Linked DNA regions of Homo sapiens: region 1 is linked to region 2. The links are chromatin loops, found by intact Hi-C in ENCODE. Cell type or tissue: PC-3. All regions are shown on one strand. Links, peaks and the distances in the headings refer to the core of each region. The heading gives the core; the rest is flanking DNA.

The links. Peaks named below come from ENCODE experiments on the same cell type or tissue, not always from the same donor. Only the 100,000 strongest peaks of a DNase experiment are listed, where the experiment ranks them.
Region 1: a loop joins it to region 2, with 5 times the contacts of the local background. A loop is called at or near these places in 2 of 110 quality-filtered maps.

What each region holds. Positions count from the first base shown.
Region 1 is chr10:23,323,759-23,339,459 of GRCh38, forward strand. C10orf67 (chromosome 10 open reading frame 67) reads right to left here. Exons shown (of 16, transcript NM_001371909.1): 2 at 9,304-9,424. Among named protein-coding and RNA genes, the nearest start is that of C10orf67-AS1, 12 kb to the right of the region's middle. RefSeq lists an enhancer at 1,519-1,568. In PC-3, for the core only: no CTCF peak of the experiment used is centred there; a DNase peak (open chromatin) is centred at 8,323; H3K4me3 peaks cover 404 bases; H3K27ac peaks cover 1,505 bases.
Region 2 is chr10:23,505,413-23,521,113 of GRCh38, forward strand. No RefSeq gene overlaps it. Among named protein-coding and RNA genes, the nearest start is that of OTUD1, 74 kb to the left of the region's middle. RefSeq lists a silencer at 6,450-6,718 and an enhancer at 6,620-7,819. In PC-3, for the core only: a CTCF peak has its summit at 11,272; DNase peaks (open chromatin) are centred at 7,169, 8,429 and 9,219; H3K27ac peaks cover 3,839 bases.

The DNA.
Region 1 (15,701 bases), core at 3,700-11,699, 180 kb before region 2:
AAAATTAGCCAAGTGTGGCAGTGCGCCCCTGTAATCCCAGCCACTTGGGAGCTTGAACCCGGGAGATGGAGGTTGCAGTGAGCCAAGATCGCACCACTGCACTCCAGCCTGGGCAGCAGAGCAAGACTCCGTCTAAATATATATATATATATATATATATATATATATATATATATATATATATATATATATATACACACACACACACATATGAGTTAAAATGCTTCCAACTTCATTCATAAGGTTTTTCCCTTTACTCCAAGCTGAGAGTAATGAAAAAGAGTGATTCACCCTTGAGCTCTCTCTGCTCACCTCCTCACCAGCACCCGAGTGGCTGTATCTCCACAAGCAACAAGGCAGCAGTGATAGAGGGGCAAGGATGTTCCTATCTGGTGGGGTGGCTTCACCATGGTGCTACAGGACAGGAGAACTAACTCCTCTTCTTCCCTTGGGCACTGATGTAGATTCTCTAGAGATTCTGATTGCTGGGACCCTCTCTTTTGTAGCTATATCTTGACCTAAGCAGATGCTTCTCTACTCTGAGTGGTCACTTGCTACTCCTTCCTCAGGTTCTATGAATCTGGAGTTCACCTCTTTCTTCTCCCTGCTGTTAGGGGTCCTTTGTTCTTCCAGATAACTCTCCTGGACAGGACCCAAAATGACCCTACACTGGTTTCACCTCTCTCTCTCTCAAGGCCACATATGGTTTACGGGAAACAATTACACATCCTTTACCCCAATAACTCTGGAAGTGCAGACTGATCCCAATCAAGCCATTCTATCTTCTCATCACAGCCCCCTTTGGCTTCCTCAAGCATGAGTCAAGCACCAGTCCTTTGTGTCTTCTAATAGCAGCAAATGCATTCAAGCTCCATTGAAGCCTGCCTTCCTAGCTTTGAGTTGAGGAGGATTGCTTCTGCTGCCCTTCTCCCATAAGAACCATGGCAATAGTTCTTTCTAGAGTCTGCTTTGGCAGTTTTTTCTCTTCATTCCCTGACCTTCTTTATTGTCCTTGATCTGATTCAAAAGCTGAGAGACATTTGTCTAATGTGAAACATTCCCCTTGCAAAATCTGCAAATGGTTTCTAACTCACAGTTAGTTTGGAACTTGACGCCTGGTGTACTGGCATCCTGGGAAGAATTTCATTTTAGTATCCTCATACTATATAGGAGGTTTTATTTTACTGGTGAGAATATCAAGACTTTGAGAGGTTAAGTGACAGTGTTTGGGTGGGGTCCCAGGTGAAAAAAAAATCAGAAAGGGGAACTCTAAAATCACTGTAAAAACTTTGAACAAGCCAGGCATGATGGCTTATGCCTGTAATCCCAGCACTTTGGGAGGCCAAGGAGGAAGGATCACTTGAGGCAAGCAGTTTAAGACCAGCCTAAGCAACATAGTGAGACCTCATCTCTACAAAAAATTTAAAAATTAGCCAGGCGTGGTGGTGTGTAGCCTGTAGTCTCAGCTACTTGGGAGGCTGAGATGGGATGATCACTTGAGCCTAGGAGTTTGGGGCTGCAGTGAGCTATGACTGTGCTACTGCATTCCACCCTGGGCAACAGAGGGAGACTCTGTCTCATAAACAAAAAAGCAAAAAACAAAAATGAAACCTACCTCTGAACAAACCTCTGGCTCATCCCTGAGAGATACATACATGGGGCAGACTGCAAATAGCCCAGCTAGAGATAATATAACAAAACCAAGATTTGGGCTGCTAAAAAAAAAAAAAAAGATATAATTTTCTGTTTTAATCCAAACAAGTTAATTGTGTGCAAAAAAAAAAAAAACAAAAAACAAAAAAACAAAACCAATAACAACAACAACAAAAAAACTTCAGCATTCTTTAGGGGACTATATCAGAACCCAGAAGATAACATCCACACTGTCCACAATATAATCCAAATTACTTGGATTATATATATAAAAAAAAAAAACAGGAAAATGTGATTCAGTCTCAAGACAAAAGATGATTGAAACCAATTCCAATATTACCAAAATGTCAGAATTGCCAAAGATGTTAAAGCAGTTATTATAACTATGCATGATGAAGCAAAGCAAAATATGCTGTAATAAATGAAAAAAGGAAATATCAACAAACAGAAAATTTTGATAAAGAAAACAAATTCCCAAATTGAAAAATACAATATCCAAAATTTGAACTTCACTGAAAGTACTTAACAGAAGAACAAAGATGGCAGAAAAAAACTGTGAACTTGAAGATGTATCAATAAAAAATAGAAAGAAGAAAGATTTTTAAAATTTTACAAAATGGACAGAGTTTAGGGACTTGTGAGTTAATAATGAGAAGTCTAACATACAAGTAATTGGAGAGGATAGAAAAAGTGGGGTGGAACAAATATTTGAAGATATATTTAGTGGCTCCAAATCTCCCAAATTTGGTGAAACATGCAGATTGTAGATGCTTAATTTATTTATCCAAGCAGGATAAATGCATCAAAACCACACTTAGGTACATAATAATCAAGCTGTTGAAAACCAAAGATTAAAAGAAAATGTTGAAAGCAGACAGAAAAGAAACAGCTACATACAGGGGAATAACATTTGGAATGACTAATAATGGTTATTTTCTTAGACACTATTAAAGCCTACAGAGCAATTGTAAAGTGAGAAAACAAAACAAAACACAACTTGTCAACCCGGAATTCTATATTCAATGTAAAAACATTTTAAATAAAACAGAAATTCTTTGCCTACAGTAGGAGAATAGCTAAATAAAGTTTTTTAGGCTAAAGAGAAATAATTTGGGCTGGAAAGCTAGATCTTCAGGAAATAATAAAGAGCAAAGGAAATTGTAAATATCTAGGTACATATAAAATACTAGCTTTCCTCTTATTAGCTTAAAATTTATAGCACTGTTTAAAGCAAACATCATGAGTTTGTAATGTATGTATAATAGATGCAATACGTATGATACTCAGCATAAAAGATGGGAGGGTGGTAAACAGTTACAAGGTTATTGCGTTTTACATGAAGTTGTGCAATATTAATGCTAAGTACACTATAATCCTTGCTGAACAAAGGGTCAAAAGATCTTTAGAAATAATGAAAATTAAGCGCAGAAAGAAGTACTGAGATATGGGAAAGAACGATGAGCAAAGAAATTGGTAAATTTGAGTAAATCTAAACAAGCATTAATTGCATAAAACAATATGAAGAGTTAACTGCAAAAATATTAGGAGAAAACAACTGAAATACTTGATAATAATAATAAAAAAGACAGAAGGACACAATTAGAGATAAAGGTTCTACATTTCTTGTACTGTACGGTAGAAATTACAAATTCTAGTCAACTGTTGAATGTTCAAATTTGAGATTAATCATTAAAAGAATAAAGATAAAATAGTTAATTATTAGTAGAGGAGAGAATAGAAACTAAAGAAAAGTTAATACAATCATTGGAGAGTAGGGAAGGAGAAAAAAGGTATAGAAAAATAAGATAAAGAGAAATTAAAAAAGAAATTGGCAGAAAATACAAATTTATCAGTAGTCAAAATTAATACTAATAGAATAAATTAGCTATTAAAAGAAATTATTAGGTTGGATTTTTCAAAACTATATACAATTTATAAGAGATATATCTAAGACACAACACAGAAATAATGTCAGTGTAGAAATCAGAACGATTTACCAGGTAAATACTAGCCCAAAGAATGTTGATACAGATAAATTAACATTGAACAAAATGGACAATATGGCCAAAGCCTTCATATAGAAAAAATACATAAATTCAATAATTAATAAATACAGATTTTTTAAAATTTCCTGGCCAGGCACGTTGGCTCACACCTGTAATCCCAGCACTTTGTGGGGCTGAGGTAGGCAGATCACGAGGTCAGGAGTTTGAGACCAGCCTGGCCAACATGGTGAAACCCCATCTCTACTAAAAATACAAAAATTATCCGGGCGTGGTGGCGTGCCCCTGTAATCCCAGCTACTCAGGAGGCTGAGGCAGGAGAATCGCTTGAACCTGGGAGGTGGAGGTTGCAGTGAGAAGAGATCGCACCACTGCACTCCAGCCTGGGTGACAGGGCAAGACTCCATCTCGGGGGAGAAAAAAAAAAAATTCCTGCATCTATGCCACATTGACAAAGACTGACCTCACACAAAGCCTCAACACAAATTGCAACAAACACCAGATAATTTGTTGCACAAGGACTGCGTTCTCCAACAAGAAAGCACTGAAGTTAAAAATCAGCAATATAAAAATATTCTAAAAAGCATCTTTGAAAATTTAATAACTTTCTTATTATACAGTTGAAATGAACAAATGAAAAATTCGAGTATTTAAATTTAAATACTAATAAAAATACTATATTTCAAAGTTTGTAGGAGCTAAAAATGTAGTTAGTGGGAAATTTGTAGTTTTAACTGCCTATAAAAGAGAAGAAGAAAGCCTCAAAATCTACGATCTATAGGCATTGGTAGCTGTCAGCCCAATATCCGGCATCATGGTTCTTCTTTACTGATGGAACCATGACATTGTCTCGGGCGGCAATGTGCATAGCTAAAATACTTCTCTATAGCTCCTTGTAGGTCAAGTGATCATGTGATACAGTTACGGCCAAAGAAACATATGGCAAGGCTTTCTATGGAAAGTTTTTGCTTTCCTAAGATAGCTATTACCACTCCTCCCTACTTCTCCCATATTCTCCTTCCATAGAAGCTGGAAGGGGAGCAGCCATCTTGCTACTGGATCAGAACTAGGGCAGCAAAAGTCAGGCACTAATGGTGGAGATGTGAGAAGATAAAATGAATCTACATCACACAGATCAGAGAGCTACTGCACTAACTCTGGATTCTCTAACTCTATACCTCTTGATATTTTATGAAGCCAATGCAGTTGTTTTTTCTAAACACGGAGCTATATGCTATCCTAATTGATACCCAGATCCAACTCAAGAGATTAAAAAAAAAAAAAAAAAGCCAGGCACAGTGGCTCACACCTGTAATCCTAACATTTTGAGAGGCTGAGGCAGGAGGATCGCTTAAGCTCAGAAGTTTGAGGCCAGCCTGGGCAACATAGTGAAACCCCATCTCTACAAAAAATTGTAAAAATTAGCCAGGTGTGGTGGCATGTGCCTGTAGTTCCAGCTACTCAAGTGGCTGAGGCAGGAGGATCACTTGAGCCCAGGAGGTCAAGGCTGCAGTGAGCCATGATTCTGCCACTACACTCCAGCCTGGGCAACAGAGTGGACCCTGTCTCATAAACGAACAAAAAAAAAAAAAAAAAAAAGAAAGAAAGAAAGAAAAAAAGAAAAGAAAGAAAGAGTAAACAGAAAGGAATAAGGAATAATAAATATAGGGAAATAAATTTATGAACTAGAAAATAAAGATACAATATAGAGGATTAATACATCCTAAAATTGAGTGTCTGAAATAAAAAATAATGAAATAGACAATTCTGCCAAGAGTCACTAAGAAAAAAGAGAGGAGATATGCAGACAATATCAGACAACATTAAACATTTAAAAAGGAATATAACTACAGATACAATACTTAAAAATAATAAAAGACAATAAATATTATACCAATAATTTGAAGATTTACCAAAAATAAATACTTTAATAGAAAAACATAACATCAAAAGTGACCCAGAATATTTAAGAAAATGGGAATACATACATAACAAAATAACAATAGCAATAAAAATAAGCACAGTTTTACATGCCAGTTCTAACAAACATTGAAGAAATAGATATTCCCAATCTTATGTGAAGTATTCCAGAGAATAGACTAGGGAACACTTCTCATTTTATGAGGATACTGTGATCTTGGTACCAAGATTGAACAACAATAGTGTAAGAAAAGAGTATTATAGAGTATAGCCTGGGTAACGTAGCAAGACTCTATCTCTACCAAAAATTTAAAAATTAGTTGGGCAAGGTGGTGCACTCTTGTAATCCCAGCTACTCAGGAGGCTGAGGTGGGAGGACTGCTTGATTCCAGGAGTTCAAGGTCACAGTGAGTTATGATTGTCACTGCACTCCAGCCTGGGCAACAGAACAAGAACTTGTCTCAAAAAAAAAAAAAAAAAAAGAAAAGAAAAGAAAAAAATTATAGGGCAATCTCGCTTAAAACAGAGGAAAATAAATCCTCAATAAAATAATAGCAAATAATGCAGAAATGCAAAAGGAAATATTATGATCCAGTTAGGTTTATTTCAGGAAGTCAAGGATGGTTTACTATTCAAAAACCAAATTTTACCACATCATCAGATAAAGGAGAAAAGCCATATGAGTGCATGATCATCTCAATAAGTCCATGAAAAGTATTCAAACCCAGTCATACATGATTTTTTTAAATGCCTCTTATTAATTAGAAATAGAAGAAGACATCCTTAATCTGATTTAACATTTGTATCAGATTTTGGTTCAGCTATAACAAAAAATCCAAATAGCCAGGTTTGGTGGCTCATGCCTGTATTCCCGACACTTTGGGAGGCCAAGGCAGGAGGATCACTCGAGGCCAGGGATTTGGGACCAGCTTGGGCAACATATTGAGACTCTGTCTCTACAAAAAAATAGAAAAAAATATTAGCCAGCTGTGGTGGCACACACCTGTAGTCCCAGCTACTCAGTAGGCTGAGGTGGGAGGATCACTCGAGCCCAGGAAGTCAAGGCTGTTGTCACCTATGATCCTGCCACTGCAATCCAGTCTACGTGACAGAGTGAGACCCTGTCTCAAAAAATAAAGCTCACGCCTGTAATCCCAGCACTTTGGGAGGCCGAGGCAGATGGATCACGAGGTCAGGAGATAGAGACCATCCTGCCTAACAAGGTGAAACCCTGTCTCTACTAAAAATATAAAAAATTAGCCGGGCGTGGTGGCCGGCGCCTGTAGTCCCAGCTACTCGGGAGGCTGAGGCAGGTGAATGGCGTGAACCTGAGAGGCGGAGGTTGCAGTGAGCTGAGATCGTGCCACTGCACTCCAGCCTGGGCGACAGAGCAAGACTCTGTCTCAAAAAAAAAAAAAATCAAAATAACAGAAGCATAAACGAGAAATAAGTTAATTTCTCTCCCTAGAAATCTACCTTGGCAATCAATGGGTGAAATGATCTAAGATTCTTCCGTCTTATTACTCTGCTGTATATTGTTTCAACCTCACGGTTCAAACAGTAGGATCCATGCTCTAGCGGAAGAAGTAAGAAAAGGAAGGAAACTAGGAAAAAAGGAAGGAAAACCGGGAAGGGAAGGGGAGGGAAACTGGTAAGGGAGGGAAGGGGAAGGAAACCAGGAAGAAAGGGGAGGGGAGGGAAACCGGGAAAAGAGGGGAGGGGAGAGAAACAGGGAAGGGAGGAGGGAGGGGATAGGAGGGGAGGGGACTGGGACGGGAACCAGGACAGGAAGGGAGAGGAACCGAGACGGGAACCAGGAAGGGAAGGGAAGGGAACCGGGACGGGGAAGGGAAGGGAAGGGAAGGGAAGGGAAGAGGGAAGGGAAGGGAAGGGAGGAGGGAAGGGAAGGGAAGGGAAGAGGGAAGGGAAGGGAAGAGGGAAGGGAAGGGAAGGGAAGAGGGAAGGGAAGGGAAGAGGGAAGAGGGAAGGGAAGAGGGAAGGGAAGGGAAGGGAAGAGGGAAGGGAAGGGAAGGGAAGAGGGAAGGGAAGGGAAGGGAAGAGGGAAGGGAAGGGAAGGGAAGAGGGAAGGGAAGGGAAGGGAAGAGGGAAGGGAAGGGAAGGGAACAGGGAAGGGAAGGGAAGGGAAAAGGGAAGGGAAGGGAAGGGAAAAGGGAAGGGAAGGGAAGGGAAAAGGGAAGGGAAGGGAAAAGGGAAGGGAAGGGAAAGGAAGGGAACCGGGATGGGGAAGGGAGGGGAGGGGAACCTGGAGAGAAGGGGAACCGGGAGGGGAGGGGAGGGGAGAAGGGAAGGGAAGAAGGGAAGGGGAAAGGAAAGGGAAAAGGGAAAGGGAAGGGAAGAAGGGAAGGGGGAAGGGAAAAGGGGAAGGGAAGGGGAATGGAAAGTAGCAGGAAGGGAAAAAGTGAAGGGAGAAGTAACAGAGGGCGCATGTGAACCGTGTCTCAAAGAAGGTTCCTCAGAGCTGCCACAGACCATTCCCATCTGAATCCTACTGACCAGAACGTGGTCATTTGGACACACTTAGTTACGAAAGAATAAAATTATAAAATGTTTCTGAAAGTATAAAAGAAGACAATAAATTGGCAAATATGTAGGAAAGAGACATCCTCAAAAGTTACTAGCGGGAGTGTAAATTGGTAAAATCTCTATGCAGGGCAATTTGGCAATATCCTTCAAAATGACTAATGCATACATCCTCTGACTCAGAAATTCCACTTTTAAGAATTTACATCACAGATTTACTGGCATATGAGTATGTGCAGGATTATTCATCACAGTAAAATATTAGAAATGACCAAAATGTCCATCAATATGGAAAGCTAAATATATGATGCACATTTTGTGATGTAATGTACTTGTGAAATAAATGAGGAAACTCTATGTGTCAATATAGAACGACTTCCAAGTGTAAAAACAAAATCAAGGTAGACAAGAGTATAGTGGTATGCTACCTCATGTAACAGCTTTGTTGATTAGGGTTTTTAATAATAACTCTTGATCTCCAACGTACATGCAATACTATGCTCCTTTACAATCAAAAAAGATCCAGGCCAGGCACGATGGCTCACACCTGTAATCTCAGTACTTTGGGAGGCTGAGGTGGGTGGATTGCTTGAACCCAGTAGTTCAATAGCAGCCTGAAAAACATGGCAAAACCTCATCTCTACAAAGCATACATAAAATTAGCTGGGCATTGTGGCATGCACTTGTAGTCCCAGCTACTTGTGAGGCTGAAGTGGGAGGATCACCTGAATCCTGGAGGTGGCGGCTACAGTGAGCTATGATCACACCTCTGCCTAGGTGACAAAGTAAGACACTGTCTCAAAAAAAAAAAAAAATTCAAAGAAAATATAACAAAATGTCAAAATTTGACAAAGCTGGATGGTGGGTTACACAGTTATTCATTATATATGCAAAGATGTTTGATAATTTTTTAAAGTGTCATAAATAGAAAATGTTCACAGATGTCAAAAGAATTTCCAACAGAGTAACAAAATACTTTATTAAACAAATTAACATGTAAGTATGACATAAATATAAGTAGTAGCTTATATTAATAATTTGTTAAAGCACAGCTATCATTCAGCTGTTTGTCAAAGATGCTAACATTTTAAAAATTTTAATTATTTCACTTTTGTCTATGAAAGAAACATGAAGGCAATTAACGCCAAAAATTATCTCAGAAGTTTCAGAACAAATTCAGATTTACCTGTGCTAACTTTTGCGTAGATGAACTCAATTCTTTTACTGACAGTATTTCACTGGAATCAGTTTGAGTGGCATGGTCTGTGCTGAAAAAGCCAATCTTTAAATCATCTGAAATGTTAAGTCTGAAAACAAAGGAAATGAAATGTGCTTTAAGTCATAGATATTTTCTTAGAAATAGATGTTAATGCGTCTTTTTTTGTGTAAATCATATCGTATTTTAAGTATTCTAAGAGGTTGGTGAGGTGAGGAAGCCTCTGAATTAGCTCTTGTGATCTGGAGCTAATGAAGATAATGAGATTATCAAATTCCCTGGACTGAGGCATATTGCTCTATGGTTAGTCATCTGATTTCCACTTTTCTGAGATATGATCAATTTATATACCTGCTTTTAATATCTTCCATACTGTTATTGCCTGTGCTACTGCTGGAAATAATTCTAGATTATGCATAGGCCTATTCAGCAGAAATCCTTTAAGACAGTGGTTTTCAAAGTATGGGCCGAGGACCCCTGGGGTTCTGGGATACTCTATTAGAAAATCTGTGAGATCAAATTAATTTTATAATAGTATTAAGATTTTATTTGTCTTTTTACTGTCATTCTCTCACAAATGTTCAGTGGAGTTTTCCAGAGGCTACAGATTATACAGAAGCAGCTATGAGAATTCAGCTCTCTTCCATTAAGCCAGGCATGGAAAAGCTTTGCAAAAATGTAAAACAGTGACACTCTTCTCATGAAAGTTTTTGTTTTAGAACAATACAGCTAGTTTTTCTTTAAAATATGCTATTTCCAGCTACTATAGAGGCTGAGGCAGGAGGATTGCTTGAGTCCAGGAGGTTGAGGCTGCAGTGAGCTATGAAAGCACCACCACACTCCAGCCTGGGCAACAGAAAGAGCACATGTTTCAGAAAAATAAAATAAAATAAATAAAACATGGTATTTCTATTAACACATACCTGATTTATCCTTATTTTAAGTGAATCAATATATTTTAATTTTCTTCTTTTAAATTTCCAATCTGGCAACTATCAATAGATAGGACCAACATAAACTAAATCTCTTTGAGGGTGCCAATAATTTTTTAAGACTACAGAGAGGTCTTGAAACCAAAAAGTTTGAGAATTGTTTCTTTAAGATGATCATACCACCTTCCTATATTTGATTTTCAAGCATTATTCCTGAAAAATGTGAATAGGCCAGGAACAAGTGTTTGTAAATTCCTTCTACAGATTTCTAAGGATAGGCATCTCAAACAGCATTAAGAAGGCAATTTTCTGGATGCACTCTGTCAATTTGATCAAACTTACCACAACTGTTTCTAAAATGTCAGCTAAAATAAGAGAACCACAAAAGCCCAAGTAGAATTATCAGACTTCTCAGTGTAGGTGCCAAAGGCAGAATGTCTGTGCTTCTATCCCACCTCTTCTGCTGACGAGAGCATACCCCCATGCGGGGCACCCCATGGCAACTCCCCTCTTCTTGCATGCTGGCCAAACCTCAGATTTGTCCCCCACAGAACTCAGATGAAGTTGACCATATCCACAGTGCCAAGTATAACTCCAAGCTGGGCTAAGCCCATCACAGTTATCCCACTCTGCTTGGCAGTGGATGTCCAGGGACGGGTGTAGAACCCAGGTCTGAAGAGGGAGACATTAGGAAGGGTCTGTTGGGGGCTAGTAAGAAAGGTTTTTAGACTCCTACAAAGGGGGCACCAGAGGAGAGGTTTCTTCTTTGTCTCTGGACATTGCCAAGGGTGGAAGTAATGCCAAGAACTGGCACAGTCACTAGGTGACTACAAGGGGGGCCAGCCAGGGCATAGATGATGAGCTTTCAAAAAAGATGGAAATAGGTTGGGCGCAGTGGCTCATGCCTATAATCTCAGCACTTCGGGAGGCCAAGGCAGGAGGAGCACTTGAGGTCAGAAGTCTGAGATCAGCCTGGCCAATATGGCAAAACCCCGTCTCGACTAAAAATACAAAATTAGCTGGGTGTGGTGGCACGTGCCTGTAATCCCAGCTACTCGGGAGGCTGAGGGACAAGAATAGCTTGAACCTGGGAGGCAGAGGCTGCAGTGAGCCGAGATCGCACCACTGCACTCCAGCCTGGGTGACAGAGCAAGATTCTGTCTCAAAAAAAAAAAAAAAAAGATGGAAATAAATTTGACTGATGACTTTGCTCAGCCATTGACTCAATTAGCTCTGAAACCTGTCATACCTCCAGTCTCCCTGTAATGTCATAGAGTAAGTGCAATTGTTGGCAGTTTCTGTCAACTGTAGCTGAAAGCATCCTGACTGATACTGTAGCTAAGTGACATTAGATAAATTACTAAACCTTTCTGTGCCTTAGTTTCCTCTTATGGAAAATAATAGTCCCCACTTCATAGACTTACTGTGAGAATTTAGTGTGTTAATACTTAGAAGTATTTTGAATGAACCTTCATACAACAGTAAGCCCTCAAGAAATGTTACTCATTATTAGTACTGCAGTGGTGGTGGTTTCTACTGTCACTCTGATGTTTTGAAATGTCATAGTTTTTTCATCATATTTGGAAAAAACTATTAAAGCAGAGCAATATCAACTAAAAAAGGCCATTTAACATGAAAACTCCTTGATATTCAAAATAAAGATCTTCAGTTAATCCCACAAAATTTTCAGCTTTCCATATACTAATTACAGTAAACAAGTAAATAAAAATATGCGATATATTCTGAGGTAGTGGTGAGCCTCATTTCTCATTACATACACTCCATGTAACTTACTCATGTGTCACATATCTACTAGTTAAATGTTCCCCCAAATACATCTGTACCTTAACAGTACCCTCAGCCTAGGATTAAGTCTCCCCACAGTTGTACCTATCAAAATCATATGTAACCACTTTCTTTTCTACCTTCTTTTGCCTTCCATTCTCTTCCCTTCTCAGGGTGAAGGAATCAACATAGTGGTCAATGACATGGGGCCATAAAAAAAACTGGGAGTCAGGCATAGAAGAACAGCAAGCCTGGTGGCTAAGAATGTGGGTCAGTTGGGGGAACAGGGGCAGCAGCACAGAGGTGGCAGACAGAGGAGAGGACCACAATAGTGGGAGACTGGATACATTGAATGAGTAAGTAAATGTTCTCAAAATGACAGAAGTCAAGTTTTTCAGTTCTAGGAAAGATATTTACAAACATAGGGAAAGAGTAGACTAGAAAGTTCTCTGAGACAATGGAATGGAATGGGAAGAATTGGTATGAATGCGTACTTTTATAAATATAGATAAATAGATATATAAATAGTTGTAGGTGTATATATGTGTGCACATATATATGTGAACATATATCATATACATGTGCATATATTTATACATATCTGTTTCTAGTTCTGTCCAATGAGAGGGCCTAGAAGAATGGCACTCCAGTAGTGATGAGCACATCTAACACTCAGATGTTGGTTTCTTTTCTTTCTTCTCCTTTTTGTTTCAGTATATTTTTTGAGACAGAGTCTTGCTTTGTCACCCAGGCTGGAGTGCAGTGGTGTGATCTCAGCTCACTGCAATCTCTGCCTCCTGGGTTCAAGTGATTCTCACGCCTCAGTCTCCGAAGTGGCTGGGATTACAGGTGTGGACCATCACACCTGACTAATTTTGTATTTTTAGTAGAGATGAAGTCTCCCCATGTTGGCCAGGCCGGTCTCAAACTCCTGGCCTCAGTGATCCACCTGCCTCGGCCTCCCAAAGTGCTGGGATTACAGGTGTGAGCCACCGCACCTGGCCCTAGATGTTGGTTTCTAAAAACCATCCTCCACTAAAAGCAATGAAGTCTCCTTGAAAAAATGGTTCATTCCAAGATTGGAATAAAAGTATATAAAATTATAGAAAGCAAAAGTATAAAATGAGCCTGGAACATTTTGTTTGCCATAAAGTGAAGAAATGCTCAAAAGATGATGGGAAAATGTAAAAATGATGAAGAAACTAGATTGAAGAAACAACCACTGGCCATATATGACAATTTAAGCATCAAAATAAATAATGAAAGCATCAGATTATAACCCATTGAATAAAATAGGAATCCATCAATCCATACTGATATGAATGAATGAATGAATGAATGAACAAATAAATGAGGATGGGAAGCTCTAATAAATATAGAAAAAAAGCAGAGAATTACCACATGGCAGTCATCATAAAAGTGACATTAAGATAGGAGTCATCAGGCTGGGTGCAGTGGCTCACACCTGTAACCTCAGCACTTTGGGAGGCTGAGGTGGGTGGGTCACTTGAGCTTAGGAGTTCGAGACCAGCCTGGCCAACATGGCGAGACCTTGTCTCTACAAAAAATGCAAAAATTAGCCAGGTGTGGTGGCAAACACCTGTAGTCCCAGGTACTTGGGAGGCTGAGGTGGGAAGATCACCTGAGCCTGGGAGGTTAAGGCTGCAATGAGCTTGGATTGTGTCACTGCACTTCAGCTTGGATGACAGAGTGAGATCCTGCCTCAAAAAATAAAAATAAAAGAGAGGAGTCATCATTGGTGACTATGGCTGGTTAGAATAAGTTTTAGAAAAAAGTAAATTGTAATACCTAGAAAATAGTAATTTATTCCAAAGAAAAGAATGGTAAATTTAAAATAGAGAACTTTGGTAGGCACCAACTCAACAAGGTCAAGGTTAATGAGGGGAAAAATTGAACCATGCCTACTAAAGTTGAAGCCCTGAGAACCCAACCCGAGAAGTTCTTTATGACCAGGTGACTGAGGGAAAAAACCTCAAGCCTGATTCACAGATGGGTTCCTCACCAGCTGGTAGTTACCTGCAGTCTCACAGCCACACTCAGAAGTGACCCTGAATGACACAATCATGAAGGAAAATCCTCTCACTGAATAAACTGAAAGCAGTATATTTGGTTGTCTACTTTTTCTGGATGAAGGATGGCCAGAATTATGTATTGACATTAATTTATGGGCAGCTGCTAAACAGTTAACAAGATGGTCAGGAACTTGGAAGGAACAGATTGAGAGATGGATGTCAAGAATGTCTGGGAAGAGTTCTGTGGATGAGCCTTTGAAAATGGGCACAGACTGTAAAGGTGTTTGTGCGGCATCTGAATGCCCACCCAAGGGAATCCCCTACAGAGAAAGTAGTTAAATAATTAGGCAAAATGACACACTCTGTGGATATCGTTCAGTTTCCTTTTGCAGCCACCCCTGCTTGCTTGATGGCCCTCGAACAAAATGGCCATGGTGTCAGGAGTTCAACAATGTGGTTTTCCCCTTACCAAGGCTGGCCTGGCTACCACAGGTGCTGAGTGTCTAACTAGTCAACAGCAGAGATCAATACTGAGCTCCCAACGTGGCAGCATGAACCACAGGGAATAGCCAGCCACCTAGCGACAGGTTGATAGCACTGAACTTCTTCCATCATCCTCACCGGAACACACATTTATTTTGGATATGGATTTGCATTCCCTGACTATACTGCACTGGCCAGAACCACCGAGCATGAACTTACAGAACATCTTATCCATCATCACGGTATTCTCACAGCACCACTTCCCATCAAGGAACTCATTTCACAGCAAAAGACAGGCAGCAATGGATTCATGCCCATGGAATTCAGTGATCTTATCATATAACCCATCACCCAGAAGTGGCTCGCCTAATAGGTTAAATAGCTTACTGAAGATTCATTTAAGGCCAGGCACAGTGGTTCACGCCTGCAATCCCAGCACTTTGGGAGGCCGAGGCGGGAAGATCACTTGAGCCCAGGAGTTCAGGAATGGCCTGGGCAACATAGTGAGACCCTGTCTCTACAAAAAAATAAAAATAAAAAAAATAAAATTAGCTGGGCATGGTGGCACACACCTGCACTGCCAGCAATATTTGGGAGAAGCAAATCCATGAAAGAATGCAGTTCTGTCTCACAGGATGCAGTATATGCTTTGAAACAGTATATGGTGCTATCTCTCCTACAGTCATAGGTCCAAGAATGAAGAGGCACCTCTCACTCTTATGCCTCATAACTCACGCCCAAAATTATAGTTTCCTGTCTCTGCAACTTTAGGATCTGCTGGTTTGGAAGTCTTAGTTCACAAGGGAAGAATGTTTCCAGCAGAAAACATAACAGAAATTCTATTGAATTAGATGACACTGATGACTGGTCACTTTGTGATCCTTATGCTGCTGAAACAAAGGCAGAAAAGGGAGTCACTCTACTGGCTGAAGTGGATTGATTCTGAATACCAAGGGGCAATTGGGTTGCTGGTGAACAACGGAGTCAAGGAGAACTCTGTCTGGAACCCAGAGGATTCTTTGGGGTGCCTCTTAGTGTTTCCGTGCCCAGTAATAAAGATTAATGGAAAAAAGGCAGCAAAAAAAAAAAAAAAAAAAAAAGGCAGAACTTTTAAAAGTCAGGACTTCCAGGAACG
Region 2 (15,701 bases), core at 4,961-12,960:
GTTGTTAGGTTTTTGGCTTACATATCTCCAGACAATTGAATATAGTAGTTTATGCCTCTTTTATGTGTTTATTTATTTGGGGGACTGGATTAAGAGACTGGCTAATTTTTGTATTTTTGAGATGGGGTTTAGTCATGCTGCCCAGGCTGCTCTCAAACTCCTGGCCTCAAGTGATCCACCCACCTCGGCCTCCCAAAGTGCTGGGATTACAGGTATGAGCCACTGTACCCAGCCTCTTTCCCTCTTTTGGATGGCAGTGTTTAGTATACCCTTTGTAGAGGGGAAAAACTTTAGGGCGCCTTTCTTGATTCAGGAGCCTCAGCTGCATCTCCTTTTTCTCAGAAAGACTCCAGGCCTCAACTGTTACTCATGTGGTCATTAAGATCGTAGCCTTTTGTATGCAAAGACAAATAAAACCCTGTAGCACTGTCTAGCATTACCAGCTCATTCTTACCTTTCTGGCTGAAGTTTCTTCATCACTTTTGGCCACTGTAGACCTGTTACCTTACTACATTTTGTTTTATAGCAGGAACGTTTTCCGGTTTTCCCTGTAAAGGGTTAGGTAACTCCCTCATTGGCAGAAGGGGAAGTCCATTTACTTGATTCTGCAAGCTTGGCTATCAGATAAAAGTCTTGGCTTAGAAAGAAAATGACTTAAACAGTAATAGAACTAAACAATTACAGAGTAGAATATAAATGTTTACTTTATAAACATATAATATGTTCACTTTAAAATCAGTATTGTGCTTTTGACTGCATTAAACTGTAATTTCAGGAAAACAACTTACTCTTTACTGAAAATGTTTTTACCCTTTCAACAGGTACTTACTGAATGTCTACTGTTTGCACAACAGCATGTGATACGCTTCAGATTTCAGCATGTTAACTACTGACCTATTTCTCTCTCTCAGCCAAAGGATAAACAAACTGATGTTTGAATCACAAAAATGATAATCAATGCTGTGTGTGTCTTCCCTGTTAAAAATATGTTCTTAAAACAAAACAAGAAAGAGTGTAAATGGTGCTGGAATTTTGGTAATCTTGTCATGAGCATACTACCCATTGAAAGCAATTAGCCCTCTTGTTCTTTTTTTTTTATTATTATACTTTAAGTTTTAGGGTACATGTGCACAACGTGCAGGTTAGTTACATATGTATACATGTGCCATGCTGGTGTGCTGCACCCATTAACTCGTCATTTAGCATTAGGTATATCTCCTAATGCTATCCCTCCCCCCTCCCCCCACCCCACAACAGTCTCCAGAGTGTGATATTCCCCTTCCTGTGTCCATGTATTCTCATTGTTCAATTCCCACCTATGAGTGAGAATATGCGGTGTTTGGTTTTTTGTCCTTGCGATAGTTTACTGAGAATGATGATTTCCAATTTCATCCATGTCCCTACAAAGGACATGAACTCATCATTTTTTATGGCTGCATAGTATTCCATGGTGTATATATGCCACATTTTCTTAATCCAGTCTATCATTGTTGGACATTTGGGTTGGTTCCAAGTCTTTGTTATTGTGAATAGTGCCACAATAAACATACGTATGCATGTGTCTTTATAGCAGCATGATTTATAGTCCTTTGGGTATATACCCAGTAATGGGATGGCTGGGTCAAATGGTATTTCTAGTTCTAGATCCCTGAGGAATCACCACACTGACTTCCACAATGGTTGAACTAGTTTACAGTCCCACCAACAGTGTAAAAGTGTTCCTATTTCTCCACATCCTCTTCAGCACCTGTTGTTTCCTGACTTTTTAATGATCACCATTCTAACTGGTGTGAGATGGTATCTCATTGTGGTTTTAATTTGCATTTCTCTGATGGCCAGTGATGATGAGCATTTTTTCATGTGTTTTTTGGCTGCATAAATGTCTTCTTTTGAGAAGTGTCTGTTCATGTCCTTTGCCCACTTTTTGATGGGGTTGTTTGTTTTTTTCTTGTAAATTTGTTTGAGTTCTTTGTAGATTCTGGATATTAGCCCTTTGTCAGATGAGTAGGTTGTGAAAATTTTCTCCCATTCTGTAGGTTGCCTGTTCACTCTGATGGTAGTTTCTTTTGTTGTACAGAAGCTCTTTAGTTTAATGAGATCCCATTTGTCAATTTTGGCTTTTGTTGCCATTGCTTTTGGTGTTTTAGACATGAAGTCCTTGCCCATGCCTATGTCCTGAATGGTAATGCCTAGGTTTTCTTCTAGGGTTTTTATGGTTTTAGGTCTAACGTTTAAGTCTTTAATCCATCTTGAATTAATTTTTGTATAAGGTGTAAGGAAGGGATCCAGTTTCAGCTTTCTACATATGGCTAGCCAGTTTTCCCAGCACCATTTATTAAATAGGGAATCCTTTCCCCATTGCTTGTTTTTCTCAGGTTTGTCAAAGATCAGATGGTTGTAGATATGCGGCGTTATTTCTGAGGGCTCTGTTCTGTTTCATTGATCTATACCTCTGTTTTGGTACCAGTACCATGCTGTTTTGGTTACTGTAGCCTTGTAGTATAGTTTGAAGTCCGGTAGTGTGATGCCTCCAGCTTTGTTCTTTTGGCTTGGGATTGACTTGGCGATGCGGGCTCTTTTTTGGTTCCATATGAACTTTAAAGTAGTTTTTTCCAATTCTGTGAAGAAAGTCATTGGTAGCTTGATGGGGATGGCATTGAATCTATAAATTACCTTGGGCAGTATGGCCATTTTCAATACCTAATTTTTTGAGAGTTTTTAGCATGAAGCATTGTTGAATTTTGTCAAAGGCCTTTTCTGCATCTATTCAGATAATCATGTGGTTTTTGTCTTTGGTTCTGTTTATATGCTGGATTACATTTATTGATTTGCATATATTAAACCAGCCTTGCATCCCAGGGATGAAGCCCACTTGATCATGATGGATAAGCTTTTTGATGTGCTGCTGGATTGGGTTTGCCAGTATTTTATTGAGGATTTTTGCATCAATGTTCATCAAGGATATTGGTCTAAAATTCTCTTTTTTTGGTTGTGTCTCTGACCGGCTTTGGTATCAGGATGATGCTGGCCTCATAAAACGAGTTAGGGAGGATTCCCTCTTTTTCTATTGATTGGAATAGTTTCAGAAGGAATGGTACCAGCTCCTCCTTGTACCTGTGGTAGAATTCGGCTGTGAATCCATCTGGTCCCGGACTCTTTGGTTGGTAAGCTATTGATTTTTGCCACAATTTCAGAGCCTGTTATTGGTCTATTCAGAGATTCAACTTCTTCCTGGTTTAGTCTTGGGAGGGTGTATGTGTTGAGGAATTTATCCATTTCTTCCAGATTTTCTAGTTTATTTGCTTAGAGGTGTTTGTAGTATTCTCTGATGGTAGTTTGTATTTTTGTGGGATCGGTGGTGATATCCCCTTTATCATTTTTTATTGCATCTATTTGATTCTTCTCTCTTTTCTTCTTTGTTAGTCTTGCTAGCAGTCTATCAATTTTGTTGATCCTTTCAAAAAACCAGCTCCTGGATTCATTAATTTTTTGAAGGTTTTTTTGTATCTCTATTTCCTTCAGTTCTGCTCGGATTTTAGTTATTTCTTGCCTTCTGCTAGCTTTTGAATGTGTTTGCTCTTGCTTTTCTAGTTCTTTTAATTGTGATGTGAGGATGTCAATTTTGGATCTTCCCTGCTTTCTCTTGTGGGCATTTAGTGCTATAAATTTCCCTCTACACACTGCTTTGAATGTGTCCCAGAGATTCTGATATGTTGTGTCTTTGTTCTCGTTGGTTTCAAAGAACATCTTTATTTCTGCCTTCATTTCGTTATGTACCCAGTAGTCGTTCAGGAGCAGGTTGTTCAGTTTCCATGTAGTTGTGCGGTTTTGAGTGAGTTTCTTAATCCTGAGTTCTAGTTTGATTGCACTGTGGTCTGAGAGACAGTTTGTTATAATTTGTGTTCTTTTACATTTGCTGAGGAGAGCTTTACTTCCAACTATGTGGTCAATTTTGGAATAGGTGTGGTGTGGTGCTGAAAAAAAATGTATATTCTGTTGATGTGGGGTGGAGAGTTCTGCAGATGTCTATTAGGTCCACTTGGTGCAGAGCTGAGTTCAATTCCTGGGTATCCTTGTTAACTTTCTGTCTCATTGATCTGTCTGATATTGACAGTGGAGTGTTAAAGTCTCCCATTATTATCGTGTGGGAGTCTAAGTCTCTTTGTAGGTCACTCAGGACTTGCTTTATGAATCTGGGTGCTCCTGTATTGGGTGCATATATATTTAGGATAGTTAGCTCTTCTTGTTGAATTGATCCCTTTACCATTATGTAATGGCCTTCTTTGTCTCTTCTGATCTTTGTTGGTTTAAAGTCTGTTTTATCAGAGACTAGGATTGCAACCCCTGCGTTTTTTGTTTTCCATTTGCTTGGTAGATCTTCCTCCATCCTTTTATTTTGAGCCTATGTGTGTCTCTGCACGTGAGATAGGTTTCCTGAATACAGCACACTGATGGGTCTTGACTCTTTATCCAATTTGCCAGTCTGTGTCTTTTAATTGGAGCATTTAGTCCATTTACATTTAAAGTTAATATTGTTATGTGTGAATTTGATCCTGTCATTATGATGTTAGCTGGTTATTTTGCTCGTTAGTTGATGCAGTTTCTTCCTAGCCTTGATGGTCTTTACAATTTGGCATGATTTTCAGTGGCTGGTACCAGTTGTTCCTTTCCATGTTTAGTGCTTCCTTCAGGAGCTCTTTTAGGGCAGGCCTGGTGGTGACAAAATCTCTCAGCATTTGCTTTCTGTAAAGTATTTTATTTCTCCTTCACCTATGAAGCTTAGTTTGGCTGGATATGAAATTCTGGGTTGAAAATTCTTTTCTTTAAGAATGTTGAATATTGGCTCCCACTCTCTTCTGGCTTGTAGAGTTTCTGCCGAGAGATCAGCTGTTAGTCTGATGGGCTTCCCTTTGTGGGTAACCCGACCTTTCTCTCTGGCTGCCCTTATTTTTTCCTTCATTTCAACTTTGGTGAATCTGACAATTATGTGTCTTGGAGTTGCTCTTCTCGAGGAGTATCTTTGTGGTGTTCTCTGTATTTCCTGAATCTGAATGTTGGCCTGCCTTGCTAGATTGGGGAAGTTCTCCTGGATAATATCCTGCTGAGTGTTTTCCAGCTTGATTCCATTCTCACCATCACTTTCAGGTACACCAATCTGACGTTGATTTGGTCTTTTCACATAGTCCCATATTTCTTGGAGGCTTTGTTCATTTCTTTTTATTCTTTTTTCTCTAAACTTCCCTTCTCACTTCATGTCATTCAGTTCATCTTCCATCACTGATACCCTTTCTTCCAGTTGATTGCATCAGCTCCTGAGGCTTGTGCATTCTTCATGTAGTTCTCGAGCCTTGGCTTTCAGCTCCATCAGCTCCTTTAAGCACTTGTCTGTATTGATTATTCTAGTTATACATTTGTCTAAAATTTTTTCAAAGTTTTTAACTTCTTTGTCTTTGGTTTGAATTTCCTCCTGTAGCTCAGAGTAGTTTGATCGTCTGAAGCCTTCTTCTCCCAACTCATCAAAGTCATTCTCCGTCTAGCTTTGTTCCATTGCTGGTGAGGAGCTGCATTCCTTTGGAGGAGGAGAGGCACTCTGCTTTTTAGAGTTTCCAGTTTTTCTGCTCTGTTTTTTCCCCATCTTTGTGGTTTTATCTACTTTTGGTCTTTGATGATGGTGATGTACAGATGGGTTTTTGGTGTGGATGTCCTTTCTGTTTGTTAGTTTTTCTTCTAACAGACAGGACCCCTCAGCTGCAGGTCTGTTGGAGTTTGTTAGAGGTCCACTCCAGACCCTGTTTGCCTGGGTATCAGCAGCGGTGGCTGCAGAACAGTGGATTTTCGTGAACCATGAATGCTGCTGTCTGATCATTCCTCTGGAAGTTTTGTCTCAGAGGAGTACCCGGCCGTGTGAGGTGTCAGTTTGCCCCTACTGGGGCGTGCCTCCCAGTTAGACTGCTCGGGGGTTAGGGGTCAGGGACCCACTTGAGCAGGCAGTCTGCCTGTTCTCAGATCTCCAGCTGCGTGCTGGGAGTACCACTGCTCTCTTCAAAGCTGTCAGAGAGGGACATTTAAGTCTGCAGAGGTTACTGCTGTCTTTTTGTTTGTCTGTGCCCTGCCCCCATAGGTGGAGCCTACAGAGGCAGGCAGGCCTCCTTGAGCTGTGGTGGGCTCCACCCTCTTCGAGCTTCCCGGCTGCTTTGTTTACCTAAGCAAGCCTGGGCAATGGCGGGCGCCCCTCCCCTAGCCTTGCTGCCGCCTTGCAGTTTGAACCCAGACTGCTATGCTAGCAATCATCGAGACTCCATGGGCATCGGACCCTCTGAGCCAGGTGCGGGATATAATCTCCTGGTGCACCGTTTTTTAAGCCCATTGGAAAAGTGCAGTATTAGGGTGGGAGTGACCCGATTTTCCAGGTGCCGTCTGTCACCCCTTTCTTTGACTAGGTAAGGGAACTCCCTGACCCCTTGCCCTTCCTGAGTGAGGCAATGCCTTGCCCTCCTTCGGCTCGCACACAGTGCGCTGCACCCACTGTCCTGCGCCCACTGTCTGGCACTCCCTAGTGAGATGAACCTGGTACCTCAGATGGAAATGCAGAAATAACCCGTCTTTTGCGTCACTCACGCTGGGAGCTGTAGACTGGAGCTGTTCCTATTCGGCTGTCTTGAAATGTATCCCCCAATTAGCCCTCTTCTTCTTTTCTAAATGGATATGTAGCTTAGTGGAGTACCAAGGACTTGCAACTTGAATCTGATTTTATTTTATTTTTTAAACAAGTAATTATGACTCAAGAGAAGAATCAATGGATATATCTATACTTATACATATACAATGGATATATCTATACTTATACAAAATGAACTCATGTGTATGTTTGTTTTGCTCCCTTAGAAATAATATCCTGTTATTTGTACCAATGTTCCGGAAATCTGCAAGCCTGGTTAACTCAGTAAGAGAATGCACATGGACGCCAGTTCACATTTATTGATTTGGTAGAGAGAGAAAGCAAGAATACAGTAGTCCCAGCATATTTAGTTTTTGCTTTCTGTGGTTTCGTTTATCCTTGGTCAACCACAATCTGAAAATATTAAATGGAAAACTCCAGAACTAAACAATTCATCAGTTTTAAATGTCACGCTGTTCTGAGTAACATGATGAAATCTTGCGTCATCCTGCTCCATCCTGCTCAGGGTGTGACTCATCCCTCAGTCCAGCGGATCCCTTTGGTCACTTAGCTGTCTCGGTTGTCAGATCAACTGTCCTGTTGTCGCATTGCTTGTGTTTGTCACCCTTATTTCACTTAATAATGATCCCAAAGCACAAATAGTGTACTGGCTATTGTTGCTAATCCCTTACTGTGCCTAGTTTATAAATTGAACTTTATCATAGGGATGTGTGTATTAAGAAAACATAGCATATATAGGATTGGGTTCTACTAAGGGTTTCGGGCATCCACAAGGAGTCTTGGAACTTATCCCCTGTGGATAAGAGGGAACTACTGTGCTGTGAGTAATGCCTGTGTCCTGTCACCCTTCTGAAAGGTCACCACAAACGGGGTTTGAAGCAAAGCATTGTCTTGAGAAGAAATAATCAGAATTGACCAAATAATTCACATCATATTGTTACCGGGGGGTCCTTGCTCTCAGAACTCCCAAGATGGTTGTGGGCCACTTCCAAGATGGCAGCAAGCCTCTTGTTCTCTAACCTGGCATTCTTGGCCTCATGGATTCCAAGGAATAGAATCTTGGGCCAGGCGGTGAGTGTTATAGCTCTATTAGAAGCCATGGGTCACGGAAGAGAACCGTAGAACCCAGCAACTAGTATTCAGCTCGATTAGGACGAACCCAGGCACTTAACTGTGCAGCAACAATGGCAAGCCTTTATCCCATTGGGCGCCCCGCTGGATCAGAAGCACAGCAGACACCCTGCCGGATCCGGAGTGGTGAAAGTCAGTGACGGGTCTGCGACAGAGGCAAACAGCAGTAGTGGACGGCGAGTGAAAGCTCAGCTCCAGCCGTAACAAACATGGACCAGAAGAGTGTGCAGCTGCAAGATTTAATAGAGTGAAAATAGAGCTCCCATACAAAGCGAGGGGATCCAAAGCAGGTGGCCATTGCTGGCCGGAATGCCTGGGTTTATATCCTGATCATTGTCCCTCCCCCTGTGCTCTCAGGCAATAGATGATTGGCTATTTCTTTACCTGCTGTTTTTGCCTAATTAGCGTTTTAGTGAGCTCTCTTTACTACCTGATTGGTCGGGTATGAGCTAAGTTGCAAGCCCCGTGTTTAAAGGTGGATGCAGTCACCTTCCCAGCTAGGCTTAGGGATTCTTAGTCTGCCCAGGAAATCCAGCTAGTCCTGTCTATCAATATGACTATACCAGAACGTTTCTATGCCTTTAAATGTCTAAAGAGCTCTCTAGGTATAAGGATTATACAACTATTCTTTGAGTCAACAGAATTTATAAGAAGTTTGAGTTGGGCATGGTGACTCATACTTGTAATCCCAGCACTTCGGGAGGCCAAGGCGGGCGGATCACAAGGTCAGGAGTTCAAGACCAGCCTGGCAAAGATGGTGAAACCCCATCTCTACTAAAAAAAAAAATACAAAAAAATTAGCCAGGCACGGTGGCAGGTGCCTATAATCTTAGCTACTCAGGAGGCTGAGACAGAGAATTACTTGAGCCGAGGAGGCAGAGGTTGCAGTGAGCCAAGATGGCGCCACTGCACTCCAGCCTGGGCGACAAAGTGAGACTCTGTCTCAAAAAAAAAAGTTTGTTTCAAGGTCACTGTGATCTTGAAGCAAGCTGGCACACAAGCAATCTCCAAATGGCTCTTCCTGTGGTCCCAAACTATTGTGAGGTGGCTCAGGAACTCCAAGGGACACCCCAGGAGTATGAAGACAGGAGGACAATCAATGTCCGTGGCTGCATTGTGTGGCCTCTCTGACTTTCTTTCCCTAATGCCTGAGATGTCCATGGGACCCCCACACAGCCCACGACAATGGAAAAGCCTGTTGGGCTGTTTTGCTTTTTCCCATGGTTTAGTTGACTAGCAGGTCTGAGATGGTGCCATCTTTCTTAGAATTGAATTTGTGGTTTATCTGACTCACAAACCATCAATGAATGACGAATTCATTTACAAACACTTGATAAGAATCTACTAGGTGCTTGGGTTGAAGTGACAGAGGCTATTAAGAAATGGTTCCTGCCCTGAAGAAATTTACAGGATGGTGCAGGAGTCAGAGGAGTCAATAAATCTGTTTAATACAATATGATGAGGTCAATGTGGACAGAGAGGGAGCGTGTAGCCAACCTTGGGAATGTTGGGGAGAGGGTCAGAAAGGTGGTCCTGGAAGAAGTGACCTCAGACTTAAGGAATAAGAGATTTGCTGGTTTGCCAAGTAAAGTTTCCTCAACCACAAGAGAAAAGCAAAGCTTAGGTATTCTTTAGTTAGGAACAGAGCAAGAGTAGCTCCTTCCTCTTATTACCCCCATACTACACAATGTAAGGTGTAGTTCTTTTCTTTTCTTTTCTTTCTTCCTTCCTTCCTTCTTTCCTTCCTTCCTTCCTTTCTCCTTCCTTCCTTCCTTCTTTCCCTCACCTCCTTCTTCCATCCTCTCTCTCTCTCTCTTTCTTTCCTTCTTTCTTTCTCTTTCCCTCTTTCTTTTCTTTCTTTCCTTCTTTTTGCTCTCTCTCTCTCTTTCTTTCTTTCTTTCCTCTTTTTTTTTTTTTTTTTTTTTTTTTGAGACAGGGTCTCACTCTGTCACCCAGGCTGGAGTGCAGTGGCATCATCACGTCTCACTGCAGCCTCAACTTCCCCGGCTCAAGTGATCCTTCCTCCTCAGCCTCCCGAGTAACTGTGACTACAGGCACATTATCACTCCGCTTGGCTAGTTTTTTTATTCTTTGTAGTGATGGGGTCTCCCCATGTTGCCCAGAATGGTCTTCAACTCCTGGGCTCAAGTGATCCTCGCACCTTGGCCTCCCAAAGTGCTGGGATTGCAGTCATGAGCCACCATGCCTGGCCTGGTGTAGCTGTTTCTTGAAGCAAACTTTTCCACTTGATTCTCCTGGTTTTTGTTTTCTTTTTATTACTGTGACAACTTAGCCCCTACTAATATGTACAGTCTTATTTTCAGAAGCAAAAGGATTTCATCTTCTGAATGGCTTAGATATTGTATATCATAATTGACATCTAGAAAGTGCATGCTCCATCTTCCACTGCTGGACCAAGGCTGATTTGCCCAGAGAAGATGTCACAGGAGGGTGACAATGGATATTGCATGTTCAGTCAGTCTCCTCTCAGGCAACATATCAACTGGAAAAGACTTATAGTGGCTGCAGTCTGAATCTCAGGCTGGGATCCGGGTCAAACAATGCATCTTATAACTGCAGTGATTAGAGCAAAGCCTTGACCATTTGCTTTGAACTCCATTGATGAGTATAGGAATTCAAACAATGAATGGAAATGAAGGATAGCTTTAGATTGGAGGCATGGAAAATAGATGGCAAGCTCTGAGAGTTTGCAGGGACAAAGTGTTCTTGATCTTCACTCCAGTGAATTGACATCTTCCCACATTTTGAAAATTTTTATTTTTACCATTGAAAAGAAACAATTCAATTTAACGTGACTTCACTGAGTGTTCACTCTTAGGAAGCTACTTTAATGAGTACTGGGTTTAGAAGGATGAAAAAGACTTATTTTTGCTTCAAATTGCTTTCAATGTAGATGGACTCTTGAATGTATAACCATAATGCAATGACAGAGTGAATTTCGCTAATAGGTGAAAAAATTATATTTCTGTGATCTTATTACCCCTGATTCCAAGACAAAGTGTGATAAAATGCAGGAGTCACAGCCAGGCCCATATCTCCCCAGAGCTGTTTGTTCCATAATTTTGCCTGTATGCTACACTTCCAGATCCCAGTCATCATTAATATCTATGGATTTACTTTAGCACTTTTGTGGAATTCTGCAGCCACATGCAGACTCAGCTCCATAATTGACACAAATAGACGGTCTCCAAACTCCCTGTTCCCGGAATCCCCACCTCTGCTCAGTGTCTCCTCACTCCCAACACTAACCTTGGCCCCAGTTTATTCTGTCTTTGATTTGTCCTCTTCCTCTGCCATTCAAAATCATTTATTCAAGTCCTACCATTCTTGAACCTCCGTGGGTTTTAGCAAGGTGTAGCTAAAATAAAAAATGGAAAAAGCGCTCCTTGGAGCTGCAACCTGGGCAATTTAAACCATTAGTGCAAATTTCAACAGTAGAGACAGAATCCTGAAAGAACTGAGGGTGGCAGTAGAGGAACAAGCATGCTATCTGGCCTTGGTGCTGAAAACAGCCAGATACAGGAATTCCAGCTTCATTCAATTTTCTCTCACAGATGGATTATTTCTCTTCACGTTTCCATTTCTCTTCTTTTTACCCCTTTTTAATTCAGCTTTTTGTCTTTTCTCCCTGATTCTCTTCCTCCATGTCTTCTCAACTGCTTTTGAAGAGTGTGCAATTGGAGATATCATTTCTAGTTTTTTTTTCTTCTTTCCATCAAGAAATATTAAATCTGACATCCTATGCCTTTTCATCCACTAAAGACTTAAATAAATAGGCTCTACAAACTTATATAACGAAGTTCATTCTCTGTCATCTTTAATGCAAAACTTAGAGAACTAATACTGGGCAGGTAAAATTAGAGAAGATATGGATTTAGGGAATTGCCTGTAGAGTTTTTAGCAAGCAGCCAAACTACTTAAGTATCTGCATGAGGGGTTGGCTAACTACGGCTGGTGGTTCAAAACTAGTCTGTTGCTTGCTTTTGTAAATAAAGTTTTATTGGAACATAGCCATTCTCACTTCTCTACATATTATCTCCCAGTGCTTTTGCACTTCAGTGGCAGAGTTGAGTAGTTGTGACAGAGCTGTATGGCCTGCAAATCTTTAAATATTTACTTTCCGGCCCTTTCCAGAATTTGCTGACCCCTGCTCTAGGTGACTGTATTAGTATGCTGAGGCTAAAGTATACTGAAGCAGCAAGTAATTGCAAAACCTCAATGGCTTAGAACAAAGGGTTATTTCTCATTCACATGACATGATCCTTGAGAGTCAGTTTCAATATGTCACTCCAGAATGCAGGCTACAGGAGCAGCCCCTATCTGGAATATTACTGATTTAGTAAAGAGTTTAAAAGAGAGAAAGTGGAACCACAATAGCTCTTACAACTTTTCTTAAGTGGCACATGTCACTTTCACTCATGTTTCATTGGCCAAGAAAGTCACAAGGCCAAACCTGGGGAAGGAAGTGTATTTCTCCGCAGGGACTTCTGGTATAGCATGCTACGTTCCCCACCGGGTTACTTAAGGATTTATACTGGCTGCCTGAATCTTGAAGGCCAAGTGGTGTGCTAAGGTCACAGGGCCCAGCCGAGAAGCAGGTGTACCTGGGAACCCAAACTGAGAGTATCTGAGAACCTACCAAGAAAAACAGTCTCATCATCCAAACACAGTAGGCAAAGAGCCAGAAAATTATCTTAAAAGCATTTGAGAGATGGGAGGCGACACTCATCTCTAGAGCTGTGCTGCTATCATCTAGGAGTACCCTGTATGTAAGTCCTAATAAACTCATCTACTCACCAAGCTGGACTTGTTGAAGTCATTTTTTTTTTTTTTTTGTATCTCTGTTCCTTCCCATTTTAGGGAAGGGGGATGTTATAGTCCTAGGCTTTTCTTGTAACATCTGGGAGGGATGACCTGGCTAGGAAGATCTGGAAAATACTTTAACAATAGGATACAGTTGGTCCTTGAACAAATTGGGGTTTGGGATGCTGACCACCTGCACAGTGAAAAATTCATTTATATCATTTTTTTCTTTTTCAATTTTTTATTTTCAATACGGGAGTACAAGTGCAAATTTGTTACCTGGGTATACTGTGTGATGCCGAGGTTAAGAGTATGAATGATCCTCTCACCCAGGTACTGAGAATAGTTTTTTCTCAGTACCCAACAGTTTTTTCTTCTTCCTTCCTTCCTTCCTTCCTTCTTTACTCCCTCCCTCCCTCCCTTGCTTCCTTCCTTCTTTCCTATTTTCCTTCCTTCCTTCCTTCCTCCCTCCCTCCCTTCCTTCCCTCCTTCTTTCCTATTTTCCTTCCTTCCTTCCTTCCTTTTTTCCTTCCTTCCTTCCTTCCTAATTCCTCCCTCTCTCCCACCTTTTTTTTTTGAGATAGGGTCTCACTCTGTCACCCAAGCTGGAGTGCAGTGGCATGATCTTGGCTCACTGCAGCCTCAACCTCCCGTGTTCAAGTGATTGTCCTGCCTCAGTTCCTGAGTAGCTGGGACTACAGGTGCACACCACCACACCTGAGTAATTTTTGCATTTTTTTTTTTTTAGAGACAGGGTTTTGCTGTGTTACCTAGGCTGGGTTTGAACTCCTGAGCTCAAGCAATCTGCCTGCCTCCGTCTCCCAAATTGCTGGGATTACAGGCATGAGTCATCATGCCTGACCAACCCAACAAATTTTTAATCCTTGCCATCTTCTTTCCCTCCCCTGTCTAGTGGTCTCCATTGTCTATTGTTGCCATCTTTATATCCACGAGCACCCGATGTTTAGCTCTCACTTGTAAGTGAGAACATGTGGTATTTGGTTTTCGGTTCCTGTGTTAATTTGCTTAGGATAATGGCCTACAGTTGCATCTGTGTTGCTGCCAAGGACATACTTTTATTCTTTTTTATAGCTGCATAGAATTCCATGGTGTATATGCACTGTATTTTCTTTATCCAATCCACTGTTGATGGACACCAGATTTATTCAATTTCTTTCCTATTGTGAATAGTGCTGTGATGAATATGCAAGTGTGTGTCCTTTTGGTAGAATGATTTATTTTCTTTTGGATATATACCCAGTAATGGGATTGCTGGGTCAAATTATCATTCTAAGTTCTTTGATAAATCTCTCAAATGCCTTCCAACTGAGATTGTTGAGTGGGTGAACTAATGTTCATTCCCACCAACAGTGTATAAGCATTCCCTTTTCTCAACAGCCTCACCAACATCTGCTGTATTTTGACTTTTTAATAATGGCCATTCTGGTATTAGATGGTCTCTCACTGTGGTTTTAATTTGCATGGTTCTGATGATTACTGATGATATTCATTTTTTCGTGTTTGTTGGCCATTTGTACGTCTTTTTTTAAGAAGTGTCCATGTCCTTTGCCCATTTTTTAATGGGGTTATTTGGTTTTTGCTTGTTGAATTGTTTAAGTTCCTTATAGATTCCAGATATTAGACCTTTGTCAGCTGCATAGTTTGTGAATGTTTTCTCCCATTCTGTGAGTTGTCCGTTTACTCTGTTGATAGTTTCCTTTGCTGTGTTGCAATTGTTTTTGAGGGCTTTGTTATAAATTCTTTCCTAAGGCCCATGTCCAGAATGGTTTTTCCAGGGCTTTCTTCTAGGGTTCTTATAGTTTGAGGTCTTCATATGTAACTTTTGACTCCTCCAAAACTTAATTACTAATTGTCTGCTGTGTCTGGAAGCCTTACCAATAACATCAACAACCAATGAACACCTATTTTGTATGTTACATGTATTATATACTATAGTCTTACAAAAAGTAAGCTAGAGAAAAGATAATGTTATTCAGAAAATCATAAGAAAGAGAAAATATATTTACTATTTATTAAGTGGAAGTGGGTCATCATAAAAGTCTTCATCCTTGTTGTCTTCATGTTAAGTAGGCTGGGAGGGGGAGGAAAAGGAGGGGTTGTTCTTGCTGTCTCAGGGGTGGCAGAGGTGGAAGAAAAACCATATATAAATGCACCTACTCAGTTCAAACCCAAGTTGTTCAAGGGTCAACTGTAATCTATTACAGTGCCTATTCAGCTTTTGTTAAGGATTCACCAAAAAAATGAAAACTTCTACAAGATCTTGGGGCAGAAAGGCTAATTTTTGTCCTCTTTTTTCCTTGGAGCATATTAACAGTATCAGTTCTACAATGAGTACAACCTCAGAATTCTATGTGTTCTGGGGTGAAAAGGGAACTTCAGAGCATGTGGATTCTTAGAAAGACTCCTGACCTTGCCCTCCTCCATCCTGCCACTCACAGTCACCCCCTCTGCCTATTTATTTTGAGAGTCTCAAGATTGACCTCACCCTCCCTTTATCCCCACGTTGCAGATTGAGTTTTTTGGGAAGGAGATTTGAGTGCAGGTGGTTTACAGGGATGTACTCTCATTATCACCAATAGTGGAGGGAATGAAATGCAGTTGCAATAGGAGTCTCCACAGATCTTGCAATGCTGGAGAAGCTCTGAAGCTTGGATCATCCTTCAAAGTGGTTGCCAAGGGGCCAGGCATTGATACCTCCATATTGACCAGTCATTGGATTGGGCTAAGACACTGGGCAAGGTGGCTTTTTTTTAGCCACAGGCAATTCCTGCAGAGGGGCTCAGCTAAGAGCTGTCAGCACTGATACTCCCAGCTGCTCATAAATTCTCTGTTGGAATGAATCCGTGTAACAAGAGATGGATTAACAAGAGAAAAACAACAGAACTTTATTAACATGTTTATTTCATATATTCACAGGAGATACCCATGGAATGAGTAAATCTCAAAAAAGTGGCTTTGAATTTGAGCTTCAATAGAATCTTGAACAAAGAAAAGTACATTTTTAGAGATGTGACAAGAGACAAAGGAAAAGGACTTTAATGCTCTA